2 separate regions of the Homo sapiens genome follow, and region 2 is linked to region 1. Evidence: read pairs that join two places in POLR2A ChIA-PET (ENCODE). Cell type or tissue: PC-9. All regions are shown on one strand. Each heading gives the region's core, and the rest is flanking DNA. Links, peaks and the distances in the headings are about the cores only. Region 1 has its middle 22 kb from the start of SSX2IP. Region 2 overlaps LPAR3 (lysophosphatidic acid receptor 3).

What was found. Peaks named below come from ENCODE experiments on the same cell type or tissue, not always from the same donor. Only the 100,000 strongest peaks of a DNase experiment are listed, where the experiment ranks them.
Region 2: POLR2A ChIA-PET joins it to region 1 with 7 read pairs; 2 of 35 experiments call an interaction of 5 or more read pairs at or near these places.

What each region holds. Positions count from the first base shown.
Region 1 is chr1:84,710,565-84,714,962 of GRCh38, forward strand. No RefSeq gene overlaps it. Among named protein-coding and RNA genes, the nearest start is that of SSX2IP, 22 kb to the left of the region's middle. In PC-9, for the core only: no CTCF peak of the experiment used is centred there; no DNase peak of the experiment used is centred there.
Region 2 is chr1:84,841,119-84,845,516 of GRCh38, forward strand. All of the region lies in intron 2 of LPAR3 (lysophosphatidic acid receptor 3), which reads right to left. Among named protein-coding and RNA genes, the nearest start is that of LPAR3, 50 kb to the right of the region's middle. In PC-9, for the core only: no CTCF peak of the experiment used is centred there; a DNase peak (open chromatin) is centred at 1,743.

The DNA.
Region 1 (4,398 bases), core at 143-4,142:
TAGGAACCTGGAAAAGTGGGTGGCAGACGAAACCCGGAAGACATGATTGTAGTATATTTAGATTACAATGTATTTCATAACTAAAGTGGAGTTGGTGAAATAAACTAAAATGCCCTGTCCAATCATCTATAACGTTCATAAAATAATATTAAGCAAAGGCTCTATAAAGTAAAACTCAGGAAATGATAAAAGGAGTCTAAGTTTTATGTTCCAAATTGGCAACACATGAGACACCTACCCAAATCAGAACAATATGATTAATAATCTTTGCTTTTCATTTTTATAAGAAATAAACCTTTAAATTCACCTTCACACTTTCCTGAAAACCTAGTTTAGAAAATCAAACACACAAATGCGTTCAGTTATTCAAACAAGCATGGCCTTAAGAAGCAAAAATAAGCATTTGAAGTTTTTATCTATACAGAAAAGTTTTGCTATATCATTTATTTAGTGTAAGACTAATTGTTGATAATAAAATGTCTTTTTAAAAAAACTATGCATAAAAAGCAAAACAAACAAAATAAATAACACAGGAAACTCTGTAAACCCTGCTGAAGGTTTTGAGAGGCTAAGTTTTCAGAACTGCTGTTTGCATTTCTAAAATATGATGAACTATTTATAATCCCAACATTTCCAGAATTCAGCATATTTAAATGCTGCTAACTGACTTTACAAGCCAAGGGATTTAAGCTAGAACTGCAAGCAACATGGATAGAATAGTCAAACGCAGACCAGATGGCTCTTTAATGCAAGTGAAGTAGGCTGGTGGTAATGAAGTGTTATCTAAGGATTGGGAAAAAAAAAACAACCACACACTTCAAAAATATCTCTCTTATTCAAGAGTTTTGGTGCCTGAAACTCCACCTTTAGCAAATGGGGAAGGCAAAGGACATATGTTGCTTTTTGCCTGCCCAGCATCTATTCCTCCTACTGGTAACAAATCCAGTTTTGTTTTTCCTTAGGAAACTCCTTTCTCCAGCTCTTCTTCTCTTTTCTTTTTTCTTTTCTTTCTCTCTTTTTTTTTTTTTTTTTAAGAAACTATGTTGCCGAGGCTGGTCTTGACCTCCTGGCCTCAAACCATTCTCTCACTTTGGCCTCCTGAAGTGCTGGGATTACAGGCCTAAGTCACTGCATTTGGCCCTTCTAGCTTTTCTTGAAGCAATTAAGTGTAGTTAATTCTGATGCTAAATTTGGAAGTGGGCATCGTGAGAGGTAGTCTTGACCAATCAGAGAACTGCATCTTTCTGGCCTCAGCAAATGGTTAATGGACAGACATATAACCTGATGAGCTCCTGTTGTGGGATTATGGATGGAGGGACTGAGAAAGAGACAGTACTCCTTCCCTGGGAAAGCTAGCAGCAAGAGTGATATAAGCTTGGTTTGCCAGAGCTGTTCCGCCTTCTCCCCACCCACTCACTTAGACGAACCACTGTGGTGATGGGATTGGGGAACGCCTTTGTAGGCTTCTGCCTAGGCCTTAGAGTCAACCAACATGGCTCCCCAGTGACATTTTCTAGCTCTCTTAGATAACTAAGGATGATTCATTGACATCTGTAAAGCACTAACTTCCATGTTTTCCAAACAAATCCTAAAATACATGTTTCAGGAGAACCGTGTTACCCTATGTAAATGTGTGGTATTAATATTGCTGCTAATCCTCACACAAGAGGGAAAAAGAGATATCCATTTGTAAGGAATCACTGGAATTTCCTTATTTGTATCAGTCCTCTTGGAAAGAAGCTAAATGGATATTCATATTTTCCATTACAAAAGTAGAATATAAATACTGAATTTACTGTATATACAGTAAAGAAGTTCTGTATATTGGAAAGGTCTCAGAGTATTGTAATCAACAAGGACCTTTGAAACAAATCCATTTTGTTCCATCTTGGAAGTCTTCCATAGTGACTCACAAAGCCAACAGTGGGAAGAAAGGCATGGTAAGATTATTTCTCTGAGTTTATGTCTCTTCTCCCTCATTTCCAAATCTGGCAAGGTTCTAGAAGAAACCATCTACAGTGTGAGGGGAGGTGGCTTAACAGTGGGCCCATCTTATAAATGTTTAGGAGTAGAATGACACGAGTTTGTGCATATGTTTTGCTACTTCCGTTCCTACCTTCCCCCAAATCGCTTACTGTACACCTCCATTGAGACAGAGGATACTGTGTGACAGATAGTGCCCTAGGCCTCATGGATACAGCAACAAAAAAGACAGATAAAATTCTTATCTGGTGGAACTTATACTTTCTGTTGAATGCTACAGGGAGAAAACAAACAAATCAACCAACAAGGCAACTTCAGGTGGTGATCATAGTATGAAGAAAGTAAAATAAGGTGTGTGATAAAGAATGACGACCATGTGGGATACTTCAGGTAGGGTGGTCATTATAAAATTTCAGGGCAGAGCACTCCAGGTAGAGGGTACAGCAAGGGCAAAGGCCCAGAAGCCAGAACAAACTTGGCGTGTTCAGGGCATGGGAGAAGATCAGTGAGGGAGTATGTAGTGGTTTCCCATTGCTGCTCAAATCATCAGAAACTTAGTAGCTTAAGATAACACACATTTGGGCAGGGAGTGGTGGCTCACGCCTGTAATCCCAGCATCTATTCCTCCTTTGGGAGGCCGAGGTGGGTGGATCATGAGGTCAGGAGTTCAAGACCAGCCTGGCCAATATGGTGAAACCCTGTTTCTACTACAAATACAAAAATTAGCTGGGCGTGGCCAGGCGCGGTGGCTCACGCCTGTAATCCCAGCACTTTGGGAGGCTGAGGCGGGTGGATCACGAGGTCAGGAGATCAAGACCATCCTGGCTAACACGGTGAAACCCTGTCTCTACTAAAAAATACAAAAAATTAGCCAGGTGTGGTGGTGGGCGCCCGTAGTCCCAGCTACTTGGGAGGCTGAGGCAGGCGAATGGTGTGAACCTGGGAGACGGAGCTTGCAGTGAGCCGAGATTGCGCCACTGCACTCCAGCCTGGGCGACAGAGCAAGACTCCGTCTGAAGAAAAAAAAAAAAAAAAATTAGCTGGGCGTGGTAGAGTGTGCCTGTAATTCCAGCTACTCGGGAGACTGAGGCAGAGAATTGCTTGAACCTGATAGGTAGAGGTTGCAATGAGCTGAGATCGTGACACTGCACTCCAGCCTGGGTGACAGAGCAAGACTCTATCTCAAAATAAATAAATAAATAAATAAATAAATAAATAAATAAATAAAAATTTAAATATAACACACATTTATTATCTTACAGTTCTGGAAATCAGAAGTCCAAAATGGGTTTCCCTGGGCTGAATTCAAGGTGTCAGCAGGGCCATACTCCCTCCAGGGGCTCTAGGGAGAATCCCCTTTCTTGCCTTTCCTAGCATCTACAAGCCACCTGCATTCCTTGGCTTTGGCCCATTCCTCCATCATCAAAACCAGCAGTGTTGCAGCTTCAAATTTCTGTGACTGCCCCCTCTCTGCCCTCTTCTTTTCCTCAGAAAGACCCCTGTGGCTACACTGGGCCCATCCAGATAACCCAGGATAATCTCCCCACCTCAAGTTCCTTAATTTAAACAAATCTGCCCCTTTTGCCATGTAAAGTAACAGGTTCCAGGGATTAGAATGTGGACATTTTGGGGAGGCTATTATTCTAACTACCACAGAGTATGAAGGAGAAAAGTGGTGGGGAGTTTGAGCCTTAGTCGGCTAAGTGAGAGGGGAAGCCATCAGGGTAGAGACTTGATCTGCTATACATTTTTAACACAATCACTCTGAACGTAGTGTGGATAATGGAAGTAGTGATGCCAATGAGGGAGCAAGGAGACCAATTAGGAGGCTTTTGCTGCGGGTTCAAGGGAGAGATGATGGGGGCCTACCCTTTGGGAGAGCTGCTTGGCTTCTCTGTGGCTCAGAAGACTTATCATAAAATAAAGTTAATATTGCAGGGCAGTATTGAGTTAGCAACAATCCATGTAAAAGATTCAGTGTAGTACTTAATTCCAAATAGTCCTTAAGAAATGTAGCTATTATTTTTATTATGCTTTAAAAGTTAAGTTCTAATAAAGAATTTGAGCATTTAAGAAGTAGAAGAAATCTTCAGAATTAAGAAAATGAAACCCAGAGAGGAAAAGCAACTTGCCTAAGGATACCTCGTAGTTAGCAGACAGCGATCAAACAGAGCATCACAGACGAGTAAGGAGAAAGGGCCACTTTCTGTCCTTACAGTAACCAGGAAAGGAAATTCAGAGCTCAGCGGGAAGGGACTCAGGGAGGCTGATACCATGTAGCCATTACGCAAAAGACTTGTGGTAGGAAGGGATGTACAGATGGCACCCAAAGACCTAGTTTTAAATCCTATTACTTATTGGATATGTGATTTGGAGCAAGTCATTTAATCGCCCTTTACCTCATTAATTTCTCTT
Region 2 (4,398 bases), core at 209-4,208, 130 kb after region 1:
GCTTTGGCAATGAAAATAATAAGTATTCACTGAGGGATCCTTTCTTTCTAGATCACAGATCAAAAATGAATTCCCGAAACTCCATTTCCCATTTTTGTGATACATATTAAATCCTACTTAAAACACAGCATAATCATGAAAATTTGTATTTACTTAAGAGGTTTACAAGGACAACCGACGGCCCCTTATGACAATTAAGGTTTGCTTTACTCATTATTAAAAACATTTTGAAACAAAAAAACCCATTACAACTAAAAATCTGGACAGTCCCTGGATTAGGCTGTGGAGTTTGTCCTTTGGAGGAAAAGAAAAGTGAATGAAACCCCCATGAGAGTCTAGGAAATTCTCAGTGGTTCCTGTCAGTCTCCAAGCTTCTATGTCTATACTTTCAGGTCATTTAATGTTACAACTTCATGTTTTGAGATTAAAATCGACACCTTCTATTCAATGTTATACCAGAAAAACTAAAATAAATAAATAAACAAAATAGACATCTACAAGTCAAAGATTCCCTCTTCTATGGTAACTGCTTCTACCTGCACACCCCTCTCAATCAAACTCCCGTGTGTGGCTACACAAACACATATCCTCCATTCATACGGTAACACAGGTGAGGCTCCTGACAAATGTGATTTCACTCCTGACCAAAATTGTTAGCTTCAAAGCACCTGAGGCAGAGTGGTCTGCTCATAAGTCCTTCCCTGGACCCCAGCTCTGGCCAGACTTGAATGATATAAGGGTTGGCATATGATTCCAGTCTGGAGCAGCAGAGTCCATTCCCAGAAAATTTGCAAAAGAAAGAAAGAGAGACCTTGATATACACACTTAGGAGCTACTGGCTGCCATGTTCGGTACAACATAAGCAGAAGAAGCAGGACAGAAAAAAAAAAGTTTGTAGGGGAAGAATAAAATTAGCACATGGAGAGAAACTCAGATGAGAAGTGAAGAGAAAGAATTTCCTGAATAACACAGGGCTTTCCAACACCTAGTTCCAGGATGTTCCTTAGGCATGGTAATCTCCACACCCTTGGGTTGTATGAGACACTAGTGTTCCTCTCCTTTTTCACTTAAGCTGACGTGAGTTGGTTCTTGTTTTTGCAATCAGAAGTATAGTTAATACATTGAATGGACTTCTACATTTAAGTATAGGGCAAGAAATTGAAACACACAGTTCCTTCCAGATAAGTCATAACCACCACTATCGGATCAATCATTTGCTATAGTTCTAGAGTCCCAAACAAAAGAAATTCAGTCACTGGTCAAAAGCCAAAAGGTTTCCAGGGTTTGAAACAAACCTATAACGTATGGTTATGCAAGCTGAATTTTAATCATGCAAATGAATGAGCAGAAATCATTTTCCTTACATTGCCTTTAGCTCCATAAGTTATAGGTTTGAAAAGATGTTTTAAAAGAAATGCACTTAAGTAGATTAGTTTTCATTTTGATAAAATAAAAAGTATTAGTGCAAATTATAAACTTCATCAGTCTGCTTATTCATAGCACTCTTAAAAATTGTCTTCTGAAAAAATTTATCTGCTAAAGTACTTACAAGTAAGCACATTTTTTCTTTATGTAGGCAAATAAGGGTAGACTTGGGAGTTCTTTTCAGAAGTAGAAGATAATCATAACAGTCCTATGTTTGAATTTCAAGTTCAAGATCACATTTGGCATGGATTTCAAAGTCTTCCAGGGGTGCTGTTTTGTTCACAAGGAGGTTTTTCTTGTTTGAGCTCTCTTGCATAAGACTCTTGGAGGAGAGCAAAGAAGAAAAAAAAAGATTCCCTACATGTTGAGACATGGAAGAATTAGATTGCAGGAAATGAAAGCCACCCAATAAGCAGTGCTTCAGTCCCTGTAAGCATTCCGTCAAGGCAATTTCAATCCTCCCCTTAAAAGATGAGGTCTGAGAGGGGGAGGACCAAGTACTGAAGAGAAAGTGAGCTTCCGCCTTGGTCTTCATGCTGCTTAAAAGTCAATCAAGCCTGGGGTGGGGACAGGGCTGAGCCACAAGTGCAACGCCTGTGGAGGGTCTGGCCTGCAGAAAATCTAACTCCTGTCTTCACCTTCACATTTAAAACTCCATTTCTTCTTTTGTTCCTGTCCTCTTTTGCCCTCCACACAGCTATGCCTCATCTCCTGCTCTCAGGCCAATACTGGAATCCTGAGTAGGGGGTAGTAGTGTACTATTCTTAGACATCCAAGAAACTTCCCAGGCTTGGTAAGTGAAAGTTTCTCTTTGTGACCACCTTCCAACAAACCTCTTTTTTCAACTGTGATTTCTTCTCTCCAATGGTATTAAAACACATTTAATGAACTGGGTTCTTACAAGGCAAAGCAGCAGAAGAAGGACTTGCCAGTCATGAAAGTGTGTTGGTCTAGACTTTTCCAAGCTGGAGGTGCAGTGGGTCTATTCTGCACTGGTATAAGTTTCAACAAGGACAGTCTTGAGCTAGGGAGAGGGGTTGCGTGAAACGCCACACCTGCTGGGTGTTGGCAGAGACTCGCTGATGGATTTTACTGGTTAAAATACTACCCTATGCTAATAACATCACTTTTCTAAAGAGATCTAAGTGCTTCACAAGTTCATTTGCCCAAACATGGCATTCTATAAAGAAAGTAAGTAGCCCAATTATCCTCTCCGGTAAATCAAAAGTCAGTGCAGCTTTGGGGCTATTCCTGGAACCCATCAAGCTGGCTCCTTTCTCAGGCCTTTTGCATCTGCTGTTGCCAGCTCTACCTGGATGGGCTCTCCCAGGTGGCCAGTGGGCTCAGTCTACCCTGCATCTGGGTTTCTGTTTAAGAAGTCCATGACCACCCAGTCTAAAGCAGCCTCCCTACCTGCATCCTACCACCCTTATCTCTCTCCCCACTTTCTTACCAGAGGTCTTAACAATTCTTGACATTCTGTTCTAATTTATTTGTTGATGGATCACCTGCACTAGAATGTAAGCTTATGAAGCCAGGGACTTTGTCTTGCTCATCACTGTGTTCCCAGGGCCTAAACAGGGCCTGGCCCATTGCAGACCTCAGCAAATGTTATATGAATGAATGAATAAGAATGGTGGCCAAATATCTCAATTTCTAGCTTAACATGTGCTCACTGCCCTGTCAGCTTTAATTTACTCTTCTATGCTTCCTGCCCTTGGTTTGCTGACAGGCACTGACAGACAGCTAGATAGTTCTGGTCTTTTCAAATGTCTTGTGCTGCAGCAGAAATGTTTCATTTAGATGTGTGTGAATTATAAAAACCTGATGTTGATGGAAAGCATAAGGAGAAAGATTTACTGCACTGTTTGTGGGAGTGGAGATTGATGCAATCTGTTGAAGGACAATTTAGAGATAGCTTAACAAAATTTTAAACATGCATTTTCCTGACCTACTAATTCTTGAATAAATACAATTCACAAAAATAGACCCAGGAATGCTTGGAGATGTATATAAAACGACCCTCATTGCAGGGATATTTTAATGGCAAAAAATTAGAAATAGCTCATAAAATATCATCAATCAGTATGTAATACAATGTAGCCTTATATAGCCACTGAAGAGAATTAGACATATGTTTATACAGACATGAAAAAATATTCGTATGTTGTCAAGCATAAAAAGATGGGGAACTATTATGACTATTAAGAACACATTTCTGTACAAAAATCATTACTCTGTGAGTACTATACACACATACAACCCCGACCCCGCCACAGTCTTTTATTATTTGCAGGGAAAGTGTCTGCAAGCCAGCATATTAACCTGTTAACAGTGGTTCTAAAATCTCTAAAGAGAGAACTAAGGGGGACTTCCACTTTCTAAATCATATATTCTACAATGTGTACATTTTAGAAACAAGCAAATTACATCCACAATAACAAAAACAATTAAGATTTTAAACTTCATTTAAATTCTAGTGCCAAAGCACTTCAATATTTATAAAACTATTTAAATTCTGAGCTCTGGGCCCAATGTTCACATTAACAAATCTGGTAACTCCTCCAGGCTTTATTTATTCCTGATCCATAAAATGAGGCTAAAAGTGCTTTTCCTTCTACTGCTTAGGGTTATTGGATGGCTAAATAAAATCAATGGGAAGAACATTGAAAAGCATTTTTAAATCACTAAATTAATTCCAAGTGGCCATTATATACATTGTTTAAGCTTCTTGTTAGCATTCTACCTGTATTTCATTGACTCATAAGAATACACTCTAGGAGGGATTTGTGTTACGACTTTTACAGATGAGGAAACTGAGGTGTAGAGAAAACGAATTTCTTTCTTGGAAAGCAGAACTAGAATCAAACACTCAGACTTTATCCCACACTTTATTCCTCTTCCATCTCCCACACTACTCAGAGCAGGTAGGTATAAAGGCCCTGTAAACTATAAATCTGTCAAACATGAAAG